Regions from separate parts of the Homo sapiens genome. Here all the other regions are linked to region 2. A link is a loop called in an ENCODE intact Hi-C map of the cell type or tissue named here. Cell type or tissue: endothelial cell of umbilical vein. All regions are shown on one strand.

The links. Hi-C counts contacts between places; a loop is a spot of excess contacts. Peaks named below come from ENCODE experiments on the same cell type or tissue, not always from the same donor. Only the 100,000 strongest peaks of a DNase experiment are listed, where the experiment ranks them.
Region 1: it touches region 2 in a loop (8-fold over the local background); 4 of 110 quality-filtered maps call a loop at or near these places.
Region 3: it touches region 2 in a loop (11-fold over the local background); 7 of 110 quality-filtered maps call a loop at or near these places.

Annotation. Positions count from the first base shown.
Region 1 is chr6:157,593,818-157,601,817 of GRCh38, reverse strand. The region is part of intron 3 of ZDHHC14 (zDHHC palmitoyltransferase 14); the gene reads right to left. Among named protein-coding and RNA genes, the nearest start is that of MIR3692, 69 kb to the right of the region's middle. RefSeq lists an enhancer at 7,622-8,000. In endothelial cell of umbilical vein, a CTCF peak has its summit at 3,922 (motif pointing right); a DNase peak (open chromatin) is centred at 3,957.
Region 2 is chr6:157,511,971-157,519,970 of GRCh38, reverse strand. The region is part of intron 1 of ZDHHC14 (zDHHC palmitoyltransferase 14); the gene reads right to left. Among named protein-coding and RNA genes, the nearest start is that of MIR3692, 13 kb to the left of the region's middle. RefSeq lists enhancers at 1,593-2,114, 2,115-2,638. In endothelial cell of umbilical vein, no CTCF peak of the experiment used is centred here; DNase peaks (open chromatin) are centred at 4,750, 6,030 and 6,820; H3K27ac peaks cover 3,374 bases.
Region 3 is chr6:157,574,782-157,582,781 of GRCh38, reverse strand. All of the region lies in intron 2 of ZDHHC14 (zDHHC palmitoyltransferase 14), which reads right to left. Among named protein-coding and RNA genes, the nearest start is that of MIR3692, 50 kb to the right of the region's middle. In endothelial cell of umbilical vein, no CTCF peak of the experiment used is centred here; DNase peaks (open chromatin) are centred at 3,021 and 3,161; H3K27ac peaks cover 1,765 bases.

The sequences.
Region 1 (8,000 bases), 82 kb before region 2:
ATGGGCAATGAAGAAATCACTTACACACATGCACATACACACAGAAAGCATGTGCATGGGCCCTGAAGTCACTTTCTGTAACTCATCTTTGGACTTCACAGGACCTCATAATATCAAATAGTGCATGTTTCCTTGCATCGTTCTAGGTTTGAAATGTTATTGTTTGTTGTTTGTATATTCTTCTAATTACATTTCACAGCTATTTTATCTTGCCCCCCGACTCATAATTCATTAAATTTAAATAAATTTGTGGAGAGTACATGTCTTGATTTTTATTACAATTCCTAACTGATACATAGTATGCTATTTTAATGTATTTATTAGGTAACTGATAAACCTACTAAACATAAAAAAACTAGTTCTAATGTTTGTTGGTACTGTTATTATTGCTCTTGTCAGCTACAAAATATGGTGATTTTGTTTCTTCTTTTTTGATAGTTATATATTTGTGTTTATTTTCCTACATTACCACATTAATTAGAAAAGATATTGTAAAATATTAGTAATGATACTAGACATCCTAATTTGTTCCTAATTTTAATGTAAATCATGGCAGTGTTTTGCTATAAAGAAAATGTTAGCTTTTTTCCTTTTTAACATAATGTTAAAGAAATATTCTTCTGTATTAGTTTTTAATCGTATAGCAATAGTTTTATATAGCAAATTACCAGAAATGACGGACTTTCAAACAACATGAACTCATTATCTCGCGATTTTTGTGGGTCAGGAGCCCCGTGCGCTGCGGCCAGGGCAGCCTCTCCATCTGCAGTCAGGGCCTCTCCCGAGCTCCATGCTGGAGGCGGGATTCACCGCCTTCCATCCTGCTCCGAAACGGCACCCAGGCCTCCTGCGCGGCATCTCTCCAGCTCTGCTCTTGAGGGCTCTTGGAATTACACTGGGCCCCTTGGATAATCCAGGATAAACTCTCTCAAGTCAGCTGATTAGTCACCTTTTATGACATCTACAAAGTCCCTTTTGCCAAGCAACGTGACATAACCATTGGAGCAACCCGGGGGGTGTGAGGGGAAGGGGCAGTCATGGGGGCCAGAATTCTGCCTACCACACCTTCCAATCTGGATACACTGAGTTCTATAGCTACAAATGAATGTCTTGGCCAGGTGCGGTGGCTCACGCCTGTAATCCCAACACTTTGGGATGTCAAGGTGGGCCAATCACTTGAGGTCAGTAGTTCAAGACCAGCCTGGCCAACATAATGAAACCCCATCTTTACTAAAAACACAAAAATTAGCCAGGCGTGGTGGTGCACACCTGTAATCCCAGCTACTCGGGAGGCTGAGGCAGGAGAATCACTTGAATCTGGGAGGCGGAGGTTGCAGTGAGCTGCACTCCAGCCTGGGTGACAGAGCAAGACTGTCACAAAAAATACAAAACAAATGTCGCATTTTATCAAATCCCTTTTTATTATCTATTATCATGATCACATATACCTTTTATCTTTTGACCTATTGATATACTAATAGTTTTATTAACATTAAAAAATCACATTCCTGGAATACATCCTTCCATGTCATGACTAATTCTTTATTATACTGGTAGATTAAGTTTGCTATGTCTTCACGTTGGCTTGTTGTAATGTTTATAAATAAGGGTGGGGGTTTTATTCTGCATGTTATTTTTGTAAGGTTTTGGTGTTAGGGTTATACTATTTTGGTGAAATGAACTGAAAAACCATTCAACCTTTCCGAAGCTCTCAGACACTACTCAGAACATAGGAAGTAAGCTGTCTGGGCCCAGCACCTTTCTCACATGGTTCTTCATAAAACTTTTCAGTTTTTCATGGCTAGTAATCAATTCCAGTTTTCTACTCACTCCTTGGCCCATTTTCCTATACAATCATGTTTCACTGAGATTTTTCAAATCAATTGGCATAGAGTTAACACAACGGCAAAATAATATATTTCTCAATAATTATAGAAAACCATCTCACCTATATTTGTTTCATTTGAATCTGTTACTTGCACTTTGTTAATTTCTTTGTCTTACCAGACGTTAATGCCTTGGTTGGTTGTTCTCCAAAGAATTAGATTTGGCAACCTATTGGTTGCTGTTTTCTAAGTCATTGTTTTCTTATGGTTTCCCTTAAGTTTATTTGCTGCTCTTTTTCTGCCTTCTGGAGATGGATGCTTTGTTCATTTATTTGCTTCTAAGTTCAGTTTATTTTTTGTACTAGACTTTTTAAAGTATTTTATTTCATTGGCCATCCACCATTAAAGTAAACTTCCTGTTTGGGGAGAACCCCAAAATAGGTGGGAGGCAGGGCCCCATCCTCCCATCCTCATTATAGATGCTGAGTGTGGGGCAGTCGCCACCTTCGCCTGGCTGTCTGCTTGGGCGTGGAAACAAAACAGGCCAAGGGCTCCCACCCAGGTGTCTGAATCCGGAGTTGTGGTCTTTGAAGACAGTCAGAGTTTCGTCGAGAGCTGCAGCAGAGGGAACTCAGTGGTGGTGCCGCAAACGTCCTACCTGTGGTACTTGCCTCCTGCAACATCCTGCTGCAGATGCAACTGGCCGTGCGGGGCTGCCCAGCCTCCTCCACTGTTCCTGGTTTCTGAGCCTCATTCTCCAGCCTCCTTGTTGATTCTACCGGCAACCCGACAGTCTTCTGGTTCATTCCTCTTCTGCTTAGATTAACTATTTCTCATGTTTAAAATGTAGAATTCTGAATGGCATGGTTTTCTTTTGCATTGTTCTTACTGCCATTTTCTAAATATTTTACAACTGCAGTTTTGAAGTTTCTGTCACCCAAGATTTATGAAAAGCCTCTTTAAAAAGCTTCTTTACAAAGATTTATAAAAGTTTTTTAAAGTTTTTTTTAAAAGCATTACAATTAGGTATGTTTGTACATTTCTATCTTTGTGATTCATTTCTAGTTTTATTGTTTCATCAGATGACATTTTCAGTGTGATATCTGCCTTTAGAACGCTGGAAAGTGTTTTGGGCTTAATATGATTAATTTTTGTAAATGTTCCATGAATGGTTGAACATGGTAAGTACACTTTGTAAAAACGAAGTTCAACATACATTTATTATACTTATACACTGGCATACTCTACTTACAGTTTGTTGACCTGAGCCATGAAAAACAGATGTATGCTATTATTTCTCACTAGCATTATGTAACAAATTACCTTTGCATTTTCTAACAACCTTTACTTTATATATTTTGATGCAATGTTATTTGGTGCATAAATGTTGGTAATTTAATTCTACTCTTAACCAATATAAAATTACTCTTTAACCTGTGTAATATGATAAATACAATACTGTCTGCCTTGAGTTCTCCTTGGTCTGCTCTTAATAATGATCCCTGGGGACTGGCTCATATTTTCACATACTTAGTTATTGTCACAGCACTTAACACATAGATGCTTATTCAATGTTGGTGAAATGAAGAGATAGCGGAAACCAGGAGAATCAGTAAAGTCCTGTTTGTTTTGGTTCCAACAAGGATACGAATCTCAGCTCCCTCCACTCCCCTCCAATGACCTGCTTTCCTATGAGAAACTAATAGCCCCCTCATCATACCCAAATAGTTACAAAGGCATTCCCAAGTGCTAATCCACACCAGAAGGCAGCTGCAGGGCCGAATCTCTGCCATGTCCAAACTCTTAATGTACAACTGTGAAGCAGTGGCTGGGTTCCTGAGGGCAGCGCACAGCAGAGTGTATGCAACACACAAGGTATCTGCAGTCTGAGTTCAGACTCACACACAGAGGAAGCAGTGAGAGCAACAAGGGGCAGACACTGTGGGACAGAAGGCAGAGTGTGCAGTAAGATGCAGTCAAGTGCCCGGGAGAGGAAGAGCACAGCCAAAAAGAGGCGAGGGAATGAGAAAGAGAGCCTGTAAGGATTTAAAAGAGGCAGGGGAAAGCCCTGCCAGAAATAAAAGCGACTGGACACTGAGTCCCTGCAGAGGGCGCCTGGAGGTTCTTTGTGGCACCCACACCAAAAATGACAGGACAGAAAACAAGGGACCAGGCCATGTCCTGGATGTGGGAGGAGGCTGGTCTGCTCGGTGCCCCCCAGGGGCTGGCATGGCCTGAGGGCTCCATGTACTACTTCCTTCGTCTTCACAGCCCTTCCAGATGTGGCATCTCAGGTGCAGAGACAGTCCCAGTGCCCACACAGGACAGCAGGGCTGGGACCCAGGCTGCAGCTGCCTCCAGAGGCCACCTCTGAACCTCTAGACTAAGCTGCCTGGGTCTGGCCAGAGTTAGGCAGACTCTTGTATAACCGGTTTGCAAAAATGCTGGCAGTGTTTCATCTTACTGTCTAGCAAACTTTCTTATTAGTTTGTCCACAGTATGTGATTAAAATCTAGTACATGTAAATCCCTTTTTATTACAGGTTTAGGCTGTACTAAAAATACGCATTCCAGCGAAAGCTGCTGGCAATTCCGACGCTGGACTAGGGCCCACCAAACGACAGACATCCCTCATAGGGCCTACCCCATCAGAAAAACGAGGGCAGCATGCACCTGGGGCTTTAAAACATACATAGTGAGCCCGAGAGGGTCTCACAGGCCCATGCTTTGCCTCTTCAGCTCCTTCAGTTTCTCTCGCTTTAATGATTTGAGGGATATGAGGATCCGAGAGAGAAGAGGTGGCTCCCTGGCCCCAGCTGTTGGTTGTTTAAAAATATTCCGTAACCTCAAAGCCCGCCTGGATAAATAAACAACCCGAAATGCTGCGTTCCACGTGTGCAGAAGGAACGCGATGGCAAGACTCACAGAGAACCAGAGAGACAGTCAAGGATTCAGAGAAAGAGACAGACGGAAACAGGCAGCAGGGACAAAGTCAGAGAGAGACAGAAAATACATTCACGTCGATCACGGCAGATCATCTAAATCCTTCCAGATTACAGAGAAACAAGGCGATTCCTACTACTTTGTGAAGACGCTTCTTGTTGTAATCAGTTACTTGGGAGCACCGATGGTGGCATTCCCATCACTGATGAGACCATCAATGGCCAGAGCCACGCGCTTACTGGCCCCTCAGTGTGCCGCAGGTCTGTCTGTGCTGGGTGCTGTGGTGGGCACTATCTCAGTTAATCTTCAAAAGAAACCGAGGGGGTAGCACTAGGATCACATCCATTTTACAGATGTGGTAACAGCTGGGAGCGTTCAGACAACTTGCCAGGTTCCAGTATTACTCAATGAGAGGACCAGGATTCAGCCCTGGCCTGTGTGTTCTCAGAGCCAGGTCCCCAACCACTGGGGCCTGCCAACTAACTCTATATTTGACCAGAGAAAGCTCTTTCTCAGTCCTCAACTAAAAAGGCCCCTATGACTTTCAAACTTATTTAACAAAGAAAACTGCTCTTCTGAACGGCCTGGGAAGCTGCATTTTTCCTCTCTCCTCTCCCATGCAAAGTGACATTTATTTACTGTGCTTGGGAAGGACCAGCTCAAACCTGCTCGTTACAAGGTAAGGGAAGCCACAAGTTCCCACCTCAGCTTTCAGCATACCACTGTGCTACTTCTCTTGCTGCAAAAAGAATTCTTTCAGTGAAAACTTTCCATCTAAAAATAAGATCATGGCCAACTCTGCAATTACACTTCTCAGTGGGAGACATTTGCCTTCCACTCTATTTTCCTGAATGCAGAATGTCCAAACTACTGTCCTGCTCATCAGTCAACCAAAGGCCCCAGTGTCCCATAATTAACCGGAAAACCGAAGCTATGCAGTTTTCAATCACTGGGTGGTGTTTTGAGGAGCCCTGTGGGCAGCTTTATTTTAGATCACTCATATGCTACTTCTTCACCTGTCCCCCACGGAGCTGGCCCTGAGCACCACTCAGAGGCCGCGGCTTGCGGTGTGCTCCTGGGTTCCAGTCTTCCTCCTCTAGATCCTGCCCCAAACTTCCCCACTTCCTCTCCTTTCCCTTTCTCTTTCCTGTTCTGGGTCTCCCATACATAGACCACCACCATGTTCGGTTGTGGATACTGGGTGGCCACCGTGACTTTGATTTACCAGAAAGGTGGAGGCCTGGCTCCTGGCCTATTATAGCCTGGTGGCTCCTAGGTTCACGGCTGGTAGAGTGCACAGGAGAGGATCATACTGGAAACACTCACACATGCAGAAGTACACCGTCACTGGGGAAAGGCACAGCTGTGATAAGGGGCTTTTACATCTCATTCATCAGGGTTCTTTAAGGGACACATACACCTGTGGGCAATGGGAGGGAACAAATGTGATTATATGAACTTTCAGAGCAGTGTCTGATAATAATCCAAAAGGAATTTTAAAATAGTAAGTCACAGTAGATTGAGAAGAAAATTTTGACTGTGATTAAAAATCTAGCCTAGGCCGGGAGCAGTGGCTCACATCTGTAATCCCAGCACTTCAGGAGGCCGAGGCAGGTGGATCACTTGAGGCCAGTTCAAGACCAGCCTGGCCAACATGGTGAAACCTCGTCTCTAAGAAAAATACAAAAAAATTAGCTGGGCAGGGTGACATACGCCTGTAGTCCAGCTACTCGGGAGGCTGGGGCAGGAGAATTGTTTGAATCCGGGAGGTGGAGGTTGCAATGAGCTGAGATCATGCCACTGCACTCCAGCCTGGACGACAGAGCAAGACTCCATCACAAAAAAAAAAAAAAAAAAAAAAAAAAAAAAAAAAAATCTAGCCTAGAGACAAGAAACAGAGGATAAATGAGTGGACAAATTGGGTGTGTTTAGAAATGAATAAAAAGTTTTATAAATGATAAAGAGAAGGAAGTGCCCAGTAAGACCTTTAGTTTTACAGATAACAACACCCTACCTACCAAAATATAGTCTAGAATAAGGCATTAGACCTCCAGGAGAAGGCATGCAGAATGACAGAAGAGTTTATGTGCACAAGTGTAAGACACACACTGTCCCATCACAGGCCTGGAGGTCAAAATTACAACCCAAGAAAGGGTGTTGAGAACTCCTACAGGTAGACGGTTCCCCCAGAGATATTTAAGATGCTGTGCTCCTTCAGCTTAAATTGTCCCCAAGATAGGTGTGGAATGGACACTGGGGCTGGTGTCACCAGGAAGGGTACTGGTAATCAAACAAAGGCTGATTTGTAGAGTCCCTTGTAGAAACCTTGTAGAAACCCTGGTGTGCCCCCACATGGAGAACTAGGTGTAGTTTTGGCCACTGCATCTACGGAAGGTCAAGACATTGTCCAGAGAAAGCCAATCAAAACTATCAAGAGAGGAGGAGTAACAAGAGCACTAGCAGCTAACAATCACAGAGCGTCTGCTACATGCCAGGCACTTTCCACCTGTTCATTCATTTATTCTCTCCACTATCCCATGCGGCAGGCAGTTATCAACCCCACCGCAGAGATGACGAAACTGAGGCACACAGCGTTTCAGTACCTTGCCTGTCACGCAGCTGGTATTTGAACCCAGGCCATGCAGTGCCAGATCCCATGCTCTTAACCATCAGCTACTTCCTACATGGGAGAAGCAGAACCCATTCCATACTGTTCTGTTGGGGAGGCAAGGCTGAAAGTAATTTATCTATGTTAAGAAAACCAAGACGAGGCCTGATAGAGAAAACATGAGCTTTGTGGCAAACTGTAGATTATTAAAGTTAGGGTAAAGTTAATTTAAGACAAACGGAAGACTGCTTTGCACAGCAGGACGTACATTATAAAATGTTATTTTTCTCAAGAAGAATTGAGACTACAAATTCTAAGACTCACGAAGAGTGCTGGCAATCAATGCTGTGTTACTAAGGGAAGCTAGGTTTGTTCTGAGGTGCACTCCTATCCTTTCAGTTACGAGGTAACAGGGTTTCCATTGCTTATTCTCCCAGGAATACCCCTGGTCACTTCCGCTAGAGGCAGGCCATGAGTCTTCCCCACTGGGGCAAAGCTTTTGTCCTCTCCTTGCTTCCCTTCCTGTCACTTGGGTGTTCTGCCATCTCCTTGCCAACCTCATCTCTAGGCAGCTCCAGCCACAGAGAGAAGAGGGTCTGTGGGTGTGGGGAGCAGCTCTCAGTC
Region 2 (8,000 bases):
CGCAAATGTCAGCTTATTGCCAGCAGGGCATTCTGGGCATTCACTTCACTTCGCCCTGCACTGCAACTGCTGGGGTTCCCAGTTCTTTCCAATCAGGACCCTTTGACTTCCTTGGGGTAGGGACGGGTCTGTTAGCATTTTATCCTCAGTACCTAGCAAAGCCACGGGCTCCTGTCAGATGCTCAAGAGATGCGTGTTTAATGAAAACAAACAAACAACAAAAAAACGATGAATCCTTTCGTTTTGCAGAGGAAGAGCTGAGAGGGGAAGTCACTTTTGCTCTGGACCACACAGCTCTTGAGGGGCCGGGCTAAGACCCCGGCTCCAAGGCTCTGCCTGCTGGTGATCCAGAATGTTGACATTCTGAACCTTCAGTGGATCCGTCTAAGTTGCTCCCAGAATCCATGGAAAGGCAATTAATGTTTCTATGAACAACCAAGACGGCACCTTTTAGAAAAAGTATCTCATTTAGGCCCTTACTTCTCCCATGAGCTCATCTCTCTGGGCAAGTAAATACAAGCTGCTCACCACAGTTAACGAGCAGCCTAAGCGAAGGCCTCCAGTGAGGAAAGCCTCTCTTTTTTTTTTTTCCAGGCAATGCCCTACTTCTATCAATATGTGTTAAAAACAGACATTATTCCTGGCAACTGCTTCATAGCAAAAAATAAAAATAAAAATAAAAAAATAAATATCAAGCTTCACTTATCTCTCTGCTTCCAGTTTGAAGTAGAGACACTATCATAGTTTTCATACCAGGATTTGGAAAATACGTAAAAAACAAAACTTAAATTTAGCTGCTGCTTTGCAGTTGGATTCTTCGTACATCAGGAAAAACCTGAACAACTCCCTCCATCTATGTTTCTGAGATCACTAAAACTCCTGTTGCTCAGCTGAGCCAGTGAGCCATGAGCCAGCCCTCATAACGCTGTGTTGACAACAGGGAAAATGGCAGAGGCGTAAGGATACAGGTAACAGGGGCAACTGTCAGCTGCCTCTCCTGCCCCAGTCCTCACCATGAACAGCTCCCTTTTCTTGGCTGGCCGCCGTATGGCTTGTAGCGTTTGTGTGCCCCACACGAAGAGAGGATCTCAAGCCACATGTGACTGTGAAGACTACACCCCTCACAAGAATGCGCTGGGAATGCGCTGGAGAAATAACCATCAAAGCCAGTCCACGGTGGCGGGGAAGCCACAGATGGAAGCGCTCTCTGGCTTAAATCCAAGGTTCCAGGAGGGAAACATTGACATGGATTCTAAATAACGAACACAGGCTCACGTGAAACAACTGGAAAAATTGGGCACCGTTTCACAACTAGGGTGAGTTGGGAGGGAGGGTGGGAAAGGCGGGGACAGGCGAGCTGAGCCCCATCCGCTGGTGCACCGGGGCGGTTGGGTGTCACCTACAGACAGAGGCCAGTACACTAACAACTGGGATGGTGATTCACTCCCTGGTCTTCTACAGATTTTAACTTGCTCCTCATATTAGCTTGTCAGGCCTTTATTCCACCACACACTGACTCTGGCAACCACACATCACCTCAGATTGTTTGTAAAGAGCCCCCCTTCCACCCTCCCCCCACCCCTTCCCTATTGCCCCTGGAGAGCTCAATGACCACACATAGTCCTTCTGAGACCTCAGTCCATGCCTGTGAGCTACTGCCCAACAGGGACCACCTGCTGGCATCCTCAGTGTACCTAATGGCAGGTCCATCAGTGTGGCTTGAGGAAGATCTAGCAGGAGCCACTTCCTTCATAGTGCATGATTCTTTAGAGTTGAAGCACAAAAAAGAAAGAAAAGCAACTGCAGGTGGGTGGTCTTTGTTCTATTAGGCCTTCCACGGAGGGATGGGAACTTTGAACTTCAGGAAAATAAACAAAGCTGCAAGCTTTAGCCTGCTGGGTGCTAAGATGCCAACAGGGTGGCCAGCCCCCCACCCTCCTCCAGCCTGCGTGTCCACATCCATGCACGGGGGCTGGGGACGTGCATCCTAGGATGACTTTTACAACTGACCCTTTCTCAGTTCCCAGCTCAAGCTGTGGTTCACACGTGGGGCTTTGATACAGATCACAGGCAATGCCTAGGGCAACAGCGACACTTTTAAAAACCCTCCTCTGTAGGTGACAACACTATCTAGTTGAAAGATACAAAAGGAAAAACAAATGCCAGCACTGTCCCTGAAATGCAGGCAGCGCCCAGATGGTAGGCGGCCGTGAGGGCGAGGCAGGGCAGGGACTGCTCGCCAACACTTTACTCAGGACTGAACCTGGCTGCTGGCTTAGTTCAGGGTCAGGAGTCGCCGGTTTGGGATGTACCTGACAGAAATTTTCAAGATACACAGTACGGCTTAAGAGATACTTTAAGGCCAGGCGCGGTGGCTCAAGCCTGTAATCCCAGCACTTTGGGAGGCCAAGGCGAATGGATCACTTGAGGTCAGGAGTTCGAGATCAACCTGGCCAAGATGATTAAAACCCCATCTCTACTAAAAATACAAAATTAAGCCAGGTGTGATAGCAGCACCTGTAATCCCAGCTACTCGGGAGGCTGAGGCAGGAGAATCGCTTGAACCCGGGAGGCGGAGGTTATAGTTGAGACTGCGCCACTGCACTCCAGCCTGGCTGACAGAGCGAAACTCTGTCTCAAAAAAAAAAAGAGATACTATAGAGCAGAAGTCTTTTAGTGGGGGTACTGTGTCCCCATCACACCCACCACTCCCATCCCTGGGAAGCAGCCACTCCCACTAGGAAAATAGTCCCCTGCTTTAGGAGAACTGTTGGTCCTCACAAATTCCTGAGGAGGGGGAGTCAGTGAAGGTATTCAACGCAACAAAGATTCCAAGGAGAGGAATGAGGCCCTCGCTTGGCCTCAACTTCCCTTCCGTGGCACTGAAAGTGCTCGGAGATGTCTGCTTCCCGGGTACAACCACGGTATAAAAACAGCCCCTTTATGCTCCACTCAGAACTCAGCACTGGGGACTTCCACCCTCCCTCTTGCCATGTTGCTAGAGCTTTCTGAAATGAAAACAATAAAAAAATCTGTGCCCTCCCAAGGCACCACCATGTTTTGGTGTCTATGTGATACAGAGGAGACAGATACCATGGGAACAGGTTTCATCTGGAAGATGACAGTTGCACCTGGTGTGGTTTTTGGCACTTATTAACTTAATGCGTTGCAGTATGTCCGGTGACTGACACCCTGCAGGAAGGCCCACAGAAGGTTGCCATTTCCTAGCCCTTCAAGTCTCTTGCTTTATTGCAGCGCAGACTTGACCTTCTTTCTCCTTGGATTTGTGCTTCCTTGCACAATTACTGTAGCATCTTGGGATACTGCAATGGTGAAACAGAAATAAGCAACTCTAACTTTTGTTTTCCATTTCAACCCAATATTTCAGGCTCCAGTCCCTCATGAAGACATTCATTCAACGAATAATTCACTCAACTACGTGCAGGAGACACTTTCATAGATTTACACTCTGACAGGGAAAGACTGGCCAGGTCCACAAATGACATCATGGCAGACACACAGAGCACGGGCCAGGCACTCAGGGACCCGCAACCTGTTCACGGGAATGACAATAAGGTACTCCCAGAATTCTGAGATAAAATTACCTTAGGAGAGTAAAGTTAGATAAATTAAAAACACGGTTGATTTATCACAATGCTATATACGGATGTTCACAGCATCGCTATTACACAAGCCTCAAACTGAAACAACTCAAGTATCAACGTTAGAATGTAGTAATAAGTTACATATTAATATCATGGAGGATGATACAGCAATGAAATAAACATACTATTTGCTGCATGAAACAACATAGACATAGCTTGCAAATATGTTGAGCAAAGAGAATATAGTGTGAATTTTACTATCGAGTTTATAAGCAGGCAAAATGAAACCTAGGATGCTAGAGGGCAGGGTAGCGGTTACTCTGGAGGTAGTGGTGGCTGAAAGGAGGGCACACAGGGGACTTGGGTCCTGGTAGTGTTCTATTTCACGCCTTGCCTGCTTGCTACGTTAGTCTGATAACTTTGGAAAAATGTATCGAGCTGTACCTTCACAATTTGTACATTTTCCTGAATGAATACTACACATCTATACAAATGTTTACTTAAAAAACTATCTAGATGCAGTTAGTTGGTGTTAAGAGACAGCTGTGGGGGTGAGTGCAAGAGATGGTGTGAGAATCTGTGGCTAAAGAAATGAAGGGTGGGCCGGGCGCGGTGGCTCACGTCTGTAATCCCAGCACTTTGGGAGGCCGAGGTGGGCGGATCACGAGGTCAGGAGATCGAGACCATCCAGGCTAACACGGTGAAACCCCGTCTCTACTAAAAAACACGAAAAAATTAGCCGGGCGTGGTGGCGGGAGCCTGTAATCCCAGCTACTCCGGAAGCTGAGGCAGGAGAATGGCGTGAACTCGGGAGGCGGAGCTTGCAGTGAGCGGAGATAGCGCGCCACTGCATTCCAGCCTGGGCGACAGAGCAAGACTCCGTCTCCAAAAAAAAAAAAAAAAAAAAAGAAAAAGAAAAAGAAAGAGAAATGAAGGGTGCGCCCAGTTCGTTGTGTGTGATTTCGCATCAGCCCAGAAAAGAAGGCCTAAGATGCGACTAGAATCACGTGAGCTGGAATGCAATCAGTTACACTGTGCTCTGCTGGAAAGACCATGGAAAAGATTCGGAGAGGGAAAATTTTGCAGTGTTCATTCCTCACTGTCTGGCAGAGATGCTGTAACAGGAAGGCAGGAACCTTCTGGTCACCAGCGATATGCTCAACTGTGGGATGACTCATTAGTACTCGCCGTGGCTGGCATGAGGTGTCATTCAGGGTCATCTCTCTCCCCGTGAGTGCTCAGGCCCCACTCACCAAGCAACCTTCTAGCCACAGATTCAACTTCCCCAGCCCAGGACATGCTGGAAAACTGGAAAGGAATATTCTGGCCTTTACAAAATGTTCTCACTAAATACATAGCATCCTTTTGATATCTCAGGCACCTGTAAGGCCCCGATGCAAACACTTCTGAAAGAGCTGCGATAACACTGAGTCTCCGGACCTGCCAAGTCGAGAACCAGATGTTATACTTTGGAGACTCCACCAAAGCAGATCTCCCCTGAGACCCAGGCCCCAAGCACCCCCATACTCCTGGAATGGGTTCCTTGTTGGCTTGGTTTTTGTGCCTATACCATCGGTGGCTTGGACATCACCCACTCCCCACCGCCCAGCGGGGAAGAGAGGCTGGGTCAGCCTTCCAAGGTCAAGGCCAGTGAAGCTTTCCAGCAGTCAAGAGGCTGCAGGGCTCAAACAACAACCGGAATAAGGGGTCCATCTCTTGCCTCAGGGGCCTGTTACAGTTATATGACATTTGCCATGAAACTCAATATTCACTGCCTAGCAATAAACATAGAAACTGAAGTACTAGATTGGGGATTCCAGGGACTTCTTCCAATCCAACTTCTTGGCGATATCAGAGTATTTAATCACTGCAATCTAATAGGCAGATATTTTTGTTTTATTGGCTTCTAGAGCAGAACCTTCCATCCCAACCCTGGCAGCCACCTGGGGACATCCAAGTTTTGCTCTTTGCACAGCCGACTGTGTGTGAGCACAGGTGAAAGTGACCATGGGCATAGAAAGAAAGAAAATTCAATGTTCCTGAAGAGTAGATGGATCCTGAGAGGGGAGTGACGGTACAGTGTGGGCCGCATGGCCGTGAGCTGGCTTGTCGGTTGTTTACACGTAACTCTGCCTTGTCCCCCCAAAAAATTGAGAGCCCTGGAACCCATTTATACCCACGTGCCTTCAATATGGTATATCCCAACTGTTTTTCTTTTAATCTCTGAACCTACATTTTTCATGCTTGCTAATGAAACTCAACTCATTTTGTTTCTAGAGACAGAGCCAAATCTGGTGAAGCAAACTCATTCAGGAAGACTGGCAGGAGGGACCAGCCAGCCTCCGAGAGAAAGGATGTGGATGGCGTGTCACAGTGGGAAGAGCCTGGGACCAGGGTCTGAAGGCCACTGACAAGGGGACCCTGAGCAATTCACTGTTCGCTGAGCCAAGGTTTGCTCATCCATAAAATGAGGGACTGGAAACAGCTGATTTCTAAGTTCCTTTCAGGTTTCATGATGGCTGGGTAAGGAGCCTCATCTTCAGAGTCCGGAAGGCCTGGCTTCTGATCTCTGACCTCATCACTAGCTGTGTGACTCAGGCAAACTTACCTAACCTCTCTGAACCTTTTTATTAAAAAATAAAAGCGGTGACAATCATATCATAATCAACACATAATAACAGAATATAATATATAAATAGTACAATCACATAACAATAATAATGCGGACTGGATGAAGTAAATGTACATATGGTATTTAGTGATGTGCCTGGTGTAGTGTAAATCCTAAATACCGAACAGCAAAAACAGCCATGAGTCTGTGTTTTCCAAGGCTTATGTCAATGTTGACAGAGTCCCAGATGGAGCTCGGGGTGCAATCAGGTAAAAAGTAACAAAGCACTAACAGCTTAGGGAATGGTGTGAAATGTTCAGAAATGAATGTTTAGAATGAAACTGACTTACTATCAGCTCCGACCCTGGGCCCTGCCTGTCCTGACAGGTGTGGACGCCACCACCACACTCACAGCTGTGAAACATCTTTCCTACAGCCATATAAGTGGCAACTCTTGAGAGTTTAGTGTGCTTTTAAGAAAGCTAATGACACTAAGAGGAGGAGAATGGTGCTGAACAGTCAATTTTGTTTTCATCTTACAGAGAACAGTAAGCTATTAAGAGCAATCTGCTCAACAGCGAGACGTCACGAACAAGCTGAGCCATCTCCCCTGGTGTCCTGGGCTAAAGAATCTCCTTAGAAATAACAGCATTTGCCAGACGTTTATGCAGAAGTGGATGCATTATTTAACAAAGTCCCGTATTGTTTATTCTGGAACACTGATATGAGAGTGATACACATGCCTTTTTCAGCGTTCCCAAATATTGGTGATTTTGTTTCATGTCTGGGTTCTTTTGAACTGTTGTCACTGATAGTGAAATACTAATTGTATATAAAGGCAGAAACATGCTTTTCCTGAGGTTAGGAAACATATGCAGCTGGAATCTATAAAATAAATAATTTCTCAAATAATGACAGGAACATTTTCAGAGTATATTATGTAGTCTAACCCTACATTCTGATGAGTGTACAGATTAGAAAATATACATACTGGAAGACGGATATATTTTTATCTGTTTTGACAAGTTTACCCATTTCTCTCCCTGTCTTTTTTTCTTTCTTTCTTTCTTTTTTGTGGAGAACTGGGACTTGCTATGTTGCCCAGGCAGGTCTTGAACTCCTGGGCTCAAGCTATCCTCCCACATCTGCCTTCCTTAGTGCTGGGACTGCAGATGTGAGCCACTGCACCTGGCCTCGCCCATTTCTAAATAAGCAATTTATTGTTGCTCTTCTTCCCAACAAAGTGTGCATGTGTGTGTGGCTCACGCATGAACTGTGAGCCACGGACTATGCTTAACACAGTGCAGAACGTGGCTCTGTCTTTGAAGGATGATTCACTCCAATCCTAAGGCGGAAAATGGCCAAATTAAGAGCAGAGCTGGTGATGAGGACTACCAGAGGGCTATGTGGCCGTAAGCTAAGGAAGGGGCTTCTGAGGAGGGCAAGTCAGCCCTACAGAGGGCCCCCCAGCGGCATCCAGGGCCAGCCAGGGCCATGGACCCCGAGCCAGGATGACTGGGTTCAAATCCCGGCTCCACACTTACTTGCCATGTGACTTTAGCAAGTTATTAACCTAACCTCACCCTGCTTGAGTTTCCTTCACTCGAACATGAGGATAATAATTGGACCTACCGCAGGAGGGAACTGCAAGAATTAAATAATACATATAAAGCATTTGTGACAGTGCCGTCACTATCCTCCTCCAGGTAGGCTCTTTATGACCTTCTTCACCGTTCCAGTTCATTACTTCGCATTTCGAGCATGTTGTTCATGCTCCAGTTCTA
Region 3 (8,000 bases), 63 kb before region 2:
GCTAGAGAGGCTGACATTCAAGTTCGGGAAATGAAGAGAACTCCTGCAAAATAATACACAAGAAGAATATCCCCAAGACACATAATCATCAGATTCTCCAAGATGAAAATGAGAGAAACAATGTTAAAGAAATGTAGAGAGAAGAGGCAGTTCACTTACAAAGGGAGCCCTATCAGGCTAACAGCAGATCTTTCAGCAGAAGCCCTAAAAGCCAGAAGAGATCAGGCTATATTCAGCATTCTTAAAGAAAAGAATTTCCAACCAAGAATTTCATATCCGGCCAAACTAAGCTTCATAAATGAGGGATAAGTAAGATCTTTTTCAAAGCAAATGTTGAGGAATTCCTTGCCACCAGACCTACCTTAAAAGAGGTCCTGAAAAGAGCACTAAATATGGAAAGGAAGGACCATTACCAGCCACTACAAAAACACACTCAAGTACACAGACTGGTGACTCTATAAAGCAACCACACAAACAAGCCTGCATAATAACCAGCTAACAATGTGATGACAAGATCAAATCCGCACATATCAATACTAACTTTGAATGTAAATAGGAAATGACCCAATTAAAAGGCACAGGGTGGGCTGGGCATGGTGGCTCACACCTGTAATCCCAGCACTTTGGGAGGCCCAGGTGGGCAGATCACTTGAGGCCAGGAGTTTGAGACCAGCCTGGCCAACATGGAGAAAGCCCAAATCTACTAAAAATACAAAAAATTAGCCAGGCATGGTGGCGTGTGCCTGTAGTTCCAGCTACTCAGGAGGTTGAGGTGGGTGAATCACTTGAACCTGGGAGCCAGAGGTTGCACTGAACTGAGACTGTGCCACTGCACTCCAGCCTGGGTGACAGTGCAAGACCCTGTTTAAAAAGAAAAAAAAAATGTCACAGAATGGCAACCTGGATAAAGAAGCAAGACCCAATGACCCAATGGTATGCTGTCTTCAAGGGACCCATCTCGCATGCAGTGACACCCATAGGCTCAAAATGAAGTGATGGAGAAAAATCTACCAAGCAAATGGAAAACAGAATAAAAGCAGGGGTTGCTATTCCTAATTTCAGACAAAACAGACTTTAAACCAACAGAGATCAAAAAAGACAAAGAAGGGCATTACATAATGGCAAAGCATTCAATTCAATAAGAAGACCTAACTATCCTAAATATATATGCATTAACACAGGAGCACCTAGATTAATAAAGCAAGCTGTTAGAGACCCACAAAGAGACTTAGACTCCCACACAATAATAGTGAGAGATCTCAACACCCCACTGACAGTATTAGATCATTGAGGCAGAAAATTAACAAAGATATTCAGGACCTGAATTCAATACTGGACCAAATGGACCTAGCACAAACATCTACAGAACTCTCTACCCCAAAACAAGAGAATATACATTCTTCTGATTGCCACATAGCACGTACTCTTAAATTGACCACACAATCAGACATAAAACAATCCTCAGCAAATTAAAAAAAAAAAACATACCAACTACACTTTCAAGCCATAGCACAAGAAAAATAAAAAATCCATACTAAAAAAATTGCTCAAAACGATACGATTACATTGAAAATTAAACACCTGTTCCTGAATGACTTTGGGGTAAATAATGAAATCAAGGCAGAAATCAAGAAGTTCTTTGCAACTAATGAGAACAAAGATCCAACATACCAGAATCTCTGGGACACAGCTAAGGTAGTGTTCAGATGGAAGTTTATAGCACTAAATGGCCACATGAAAAAGTAAGAAGGATCTCAAATTAACAACCTAACATCATAACTAGAGGAATTAGAGAAGCAAGGGAAAACCAATCCTAAAGCTACTAGATGACAGAAATAACCAGAATCAGTGCTGAACTGAAGGGAATTAAGAAACAAACAAAAAACATATAAAACATCAACAAATCCAGGAGTTGGTTCTTTGAAAAAATTAATAAGATAGACTGCTAGCTAGACTAATAAAAAAAGGAGGGAAATCCAAATTAACACAATTAGAAATGGCAAAGGGGGCATTACCACTTACCCCCAGAGAAATACAAAGAAAAAAACACACACACACACACACACACAAAACACAAAAAACCCAGACAGTACTATGAACACCTCTATGCAGACAAACTAGAAAATCTAGAAGAAATGGATAAATTCCTGGACACATACAATCTCCAAAGACTGAACCAGGAAGAAACTGAATCCCTGAACAGATTAGTAATGAGTTCCAAAATTTAAGCAGTAATAAAAAGCTTACTAACCAAGAAAAGCCCAGGACCAGATGGATTCACAGCCGAATTCTACCAGATATATAAAGAGCTGGTACCATTCCTACTGAAACTGTTCCAAAAAAATGAGCAGGGACTCTTCCCCAACTAATTCTGAGGCCAGCATCATCCTGATACAAAACCAGGCAGAGATGCAACAAAAAAAGAAAACCCCAGGCCAATATCCCAAATGAATATAGAAGCAAAAATCCTCAAGAAAATACTAATAAACTGAATCTAGCAGCACATCAAAAAGTTAATCCACCAAGATCAAGTAGACTTTATCCTTGGGATGCAAGGCTGGTTCAACATACATAGATCAGTAAATGTGATTAATCACATAAACAGAACTAAAAAATTTCCCAAAACCACATAATTATCTCAATAGGTGCAGAAATAAAAGAGATGTGAATAAAATTCAACATCTCTTCCTGTTAAAAACCCTCAATAAACTAGGCATTGAAGGAATATACTTCAAAATAACAAGAGCCATCTATGACAAACCCACAGCTGACATCATACTGAATGGGCAAAAGCTAGAAGCATTCGCCTTGAAAGCTGGCACAAGACAAGGATGCCCTCTCTTACCACTCCTATTCAACATAGTACTGGAAGTCCTGTCCAGAGCAGTCAGGAGGAAGAAATAAAAGGCATTCAGATAAGAATAGAGGAGGAAGTCAAACTCTCCCTGTTTGCGGATGACATAATTCTATATCTGGAAAACCCCAGAGTCTCTGCCCAAAAGCTCCTTGATCTGATAAACAACTTCAGCAAAGTTTCAGGATATAAAATTAATGTATGGAAATCAGTAGCATTCCTATACACCAACAACATCCAAACCAAGAGCCAAATCAGGAACACAATCCCATTCACAGTTGCCACAAAAATAATTAAAAACCTAGGCATACAGCTAAACCAGGGAGGTGAAAGATTTCTACGATAAGAGTTACAAAACACTGCCAGAAATCAGTGATGACACATACAAATGGAAAAACATTCCATGTTTATGGGTAGAAAGAATAAATATTGGCTGGGCATGGTGGCTCATGCCTGTAATCCCAGCACTTTGGGAGGCTGAGGTGGGCGGATCACGAGGTCAGCAGATTGAGACCATCCTGGCTAACATGGTGAAACCCCTTGTCTACTAAAAATACAAAAAATTAGCTGGGCGTGGTGGCAGGCACCTGTAGTCCCAGCTGCTTCGGAGGCTGAGGCAGGAGAATGGCATGAACCCGGGAGGCAGAGCTTGCAGTGAGCCGAGATCGCGCCACTGCACTCCAGCCTGGGCGACAGAGTGAGACTCCATCCAAAAAAAAAAAAAAAAAAAAAAAAAACACAGAATCAATATCATTAAAATGGCCATAGTGCCAAAAGCAATTTACAGATTCAACACTATTTCTATCAAAGTACCAATGACATTCTTCACAAAATTCAAAAACTATTTTAAAATTCATATAGAACTAAAAAAGAGCCAGAATAGCCAAGGCAATCCTAAGCAAAAAGAACAAAGCTGGAAGCATCACATTACCTGACTTCAAACTATACTACAAGGCTATTGTATCCAAAACAACATGGTACTGGTATAAAAACAGACCCATTGTATTAGTCCATTCTCACACTGCTAGGAAGAAATAACCAAGACTAGGTAATTTATAAAGGAAAGAGGTTTAATTGACTCACAGTTCCACATGACTGGAAAAGCCTCAGGAAATTTACAATCATGGTGGAAGGCAAAGAGAAGCAGGCACCTTCTTCACAGGGCAGCAGGACACAGTGAGTGCAAGCAGGGGAAATGCCAGCCACTTATAAAACCATCAGATCTCGTGAGACTCACCCACTATCACGAGAACAGCATAGGGGAAACCACCCCCATGATTCAATCACCTCCACCTGGTCCTGCCCTTGACACATGGGGATTATGGGGATTACAATTCAAGATGAGATTTGGGTGGGGCCACAAAACCTAACCATATCACACATAGACCAATGGAACAGAATAGAGATCCCAGAAATAATGGTACACACCTACAACCATCTGATCATTGACAAACCTGACAAAAACAATGGGGGAAAGGATTCCCTATTCAATAAATGGTGCTGGACTAACTGGCTAGTCATAGACAGAAGATTGAAACTGGGCCCCTTCCTTACACCACATATGAAATCAACTTAAGATGGATTAAAGACTTAAATGTAAAACCTAAAACTATAAAAACTCTGGGAGATAACTTAGGAAATGTCATTCTGGACATAGGACCTGGCAAAGATTTATGATGAAGACACCAATAGCAATTGCAACAAAAACAGAAATTGACAAATGAGACCTAATTAAACTAAGAGTTGTTTTACTGAAAAGAAACTATCAACAGACTAAACAGACAACCTACAGAATTGGAGAAAATATGTGCAAACTAGGCATCTGACAAAGTTGTAATATCCATAATCTGTAAGGAGCTTAAATGAATTTACAAGAAAAAAAAACAACCCCATTAAAAAGTGGGCAAAGGACATGAACAGACACTTTTCAAAAGAAGATATACATGTGGTTAACAAGCATATGAAAAAAATGCTCAACAGCATTAATCATTAGAGAAATGCAAATGAAAACCACAATGAGATACCATCTCACACAGCAGAATGGCTATTATTAAAAAGTAAAAAAATAACAGATGCAGGCTGGCTGCTGTGGCTCACGCCTGTAATCCCAGCACTTTGGGAGGCCAAGGCAGGCAGATCAGCTGAGGTTCAGGAGTTTGAGACCATCCTGGCCAACGTGGTAAAACCCCATCTCTACTAAAAATACAAAAATTAGCCAGGTGTGGTGCCAGGTGCCTGTAATCCCAGCTACTTGGGAGGCTGAAGCATGAGAATCACTTGAACCTGGGAGGTGGAGGTTGCAGTGAGCCTAGATCATGCCATTGAGCTCCAGCCTAGGCAACAAGAGTGAAACTCTGTCTCAAAAACAAAACAAAACAAACAAACAAAAAAACAGAGGCTGGAGAGGTTGCCAAGAAAAGGGAATGAAGGGACTGCTTATACACTGTTGGTGGGAGTGTAAATTAGTTCAGCCACTGTGGAAAGCAGCATGGTGATTCCTCAAAGAACTTAAAATAGAATTACCATTCAGCCCAGCAATCCCATTTTTGGGTATATACCCAAAGAAATATAAATCATTCTACCATAAGGACACATGCACATGTATGTTCACTGTAGCACTATTCACAATAGCAAAGGCATGGAATTAATCTCAATGTTCATCAGTGGTAGAGTGGATGAAGAAAATGTGGTACATATACACCATGGAATACTATGCAGCCTTAAAAAAGAATGAAATCATGTTCACTGTAGCAACATGGATAGAGCTGGAGGTCATTACCCTAAGCAATCTAATGTGGGAACAGAAGGCCAAGTACTACATGTTTTCACTTACAAGTGGGAGCTAAATGATGAGAACACACAGACACAAAGAGGGGAACACCACACACTGGGGCCTACTTGAGGGTGGAGGGTGGGATGGGGGAGAAGATCATAAAAAATACCTGTGGGGTAGTACCTGGGTGATGAAATAATCTGTACACTAAACCTCCATGACACGCGGTTTACCTGTATAAGAAACCTGCACATGTACCCCTGAACCCAAAATAAAAGTTAAAAAAAAATTCTTTCCTTACCGAAGGATTCGGAACAGTGGCATAGCCTGGTGGATTTCAGTTTCATAGACCATTAACCAGCTGACAGAATGCCTGCCAGAGTGGTAGGAAGCTCTGCTAAGAGGAGTCAGTCAGAATGAAGATGAAGCATCTCTCTGCATTAGGATGTAAGTCACAGGGCAAATGTGCTTTGCTTTAGACTCAAGTCTCTGTGACTATATCTATTGAATTTGCTGGAGTACAGCTGTTGGATGCTACCAACACACAGCTGGTGGATCTAACACATCTTAAATTTTCATAATGCTCATTTTAGTCGTGCTCTGTAACATTCAGGACATAAACTACCCAACCTTGGAATGGCTGACCTATCATGAAAGAAGATGGTTACTTTAAGAGTCATTGAATATAATCTCTGGGCTTACAGTCTGTAAACTTCCAAGCCCACAGGAAAATATTAACAATGATTAAATGTTAGACAAGTCAACTCCTTTTATTTTAACTGTTTGGGAAAAAAGTAGAGCAAATTCTGGTCTGTCTATATACATTGTTTCGGTTTCCACTGGAGAATTAAAATGTGAAATTTTCTTAATAATATATTGCAGCAGCTTTTTCTTTATGAATTCTTATATACAGATATGCACAGGAAGACTCAAGAAAAGGCAAGGCCCCCAGTCCTCCTCTTCCAGTTAAAATCCTTAGTATGTCCGTTTGTCTTAAACATTTTTCTTCAAGGATGGAAATGGATGCCTGAGGAAGGGCTCATTTGGGCAGTTTCAAACCCAAGCCACATGCAGGCAGCACCTGGAGCATCTCCTCTGCTTAGTCCCCTACCCATCACAGGAGGAGCAAAGAAGGCCTGCCGAGTCAGAAGCAAGAGAGCGAGGAACATGGAAGGGTTGGGGAGGCCAGGGCCAGGGCGGGCCGCAGGCAGCCGAGTAGTGAGTCCTGCAAGGAATGAAAGAAACATGGTGTTCCAGCCCAGTTTGCCTTTTCCTAATCATTCACTCAACACCTATGAGCATTGAGGGTTCTCTGGTGGGCAAAAGGGAGCTGGTGCTTGCCTTCAAGGAATTTACGGTCTGTTGGAGGGCATATATTAATTAAATAATCACACAACAAAATGCATTGCTGCACACTGTGTATGTTTTAGTTAGAGAGCAGGAGAATCCACCTGGGGCAGGAACTCTTCCCAGAAGCAGCAGCATTTGAGCCAGGATCTGGAGGCTGATAGAGTAGGCTTTCCCTAGACAATGTGTGTGGGGGTGTGCACACTCGCTGGGAGCAGGGAACCAGGCACTTCGGGCACAGGGGGCAGCTTGTGTCCTGGTCCCAGGACAGGAGGGAGATGTTATATTGAGGATATGGAGGGAGGGCTGTGTGACCAGAGCACAGTGTAAGCGGGAGATCTGAGAGAGGAGGAAGGCAGGGGCTAGGCCACACAGAACCCTGTAGCCACATCTGGGATGTTGGCCTTCATTCTGAGTGCAAAAGGAAGCTGTGACTGTTAATTTTATGTGTCAACTTGGCTCAGCCATGTGCCAGTTGTTCGGTCAACCACCAGTCTAAATGTTGCCATGAAGATATTTTTTAGATGAGATTAACATTTAAATCAGCAGACTTTGATGTAAAGCAGATTACTCTCCCTAATGAGGGTGGGCCTCCTCCAATCAGGTGCTGATCTTCAGAGCAAATACTGAGCTCCCCCAAGGTAGAAGAAATTCTCAAGACTTCACGGTAGAAACCCCGCCTGCTTCCAGCCTGCTGCCCTGCAGGATTCAGGCTCAAGATGGCAACACCAACTCACCTGACTTTCCAGCCTGCTGGCCTGCCCTGCAGATTCCAGACTTGCCAACCCCATAATCGGAACAAGCCAATTCCTAAAATAAACCCGCCTCTTCCCTGCCCCCCATACATATATTCTGTTTCTCCAGGTATTTCTCTAGAGAGCACTGAATAATACAGAGGCCAAGAAGGGTTCTGTATTGTGTGGTAAAGTGATCAGGTAGGCAATTAAGTCATATCACATCGACTGCAGTATCAAAGACAAATCGGCTAGGGAAGAAAGAATGGATCTATGCCCAGTTAGGAGGGAT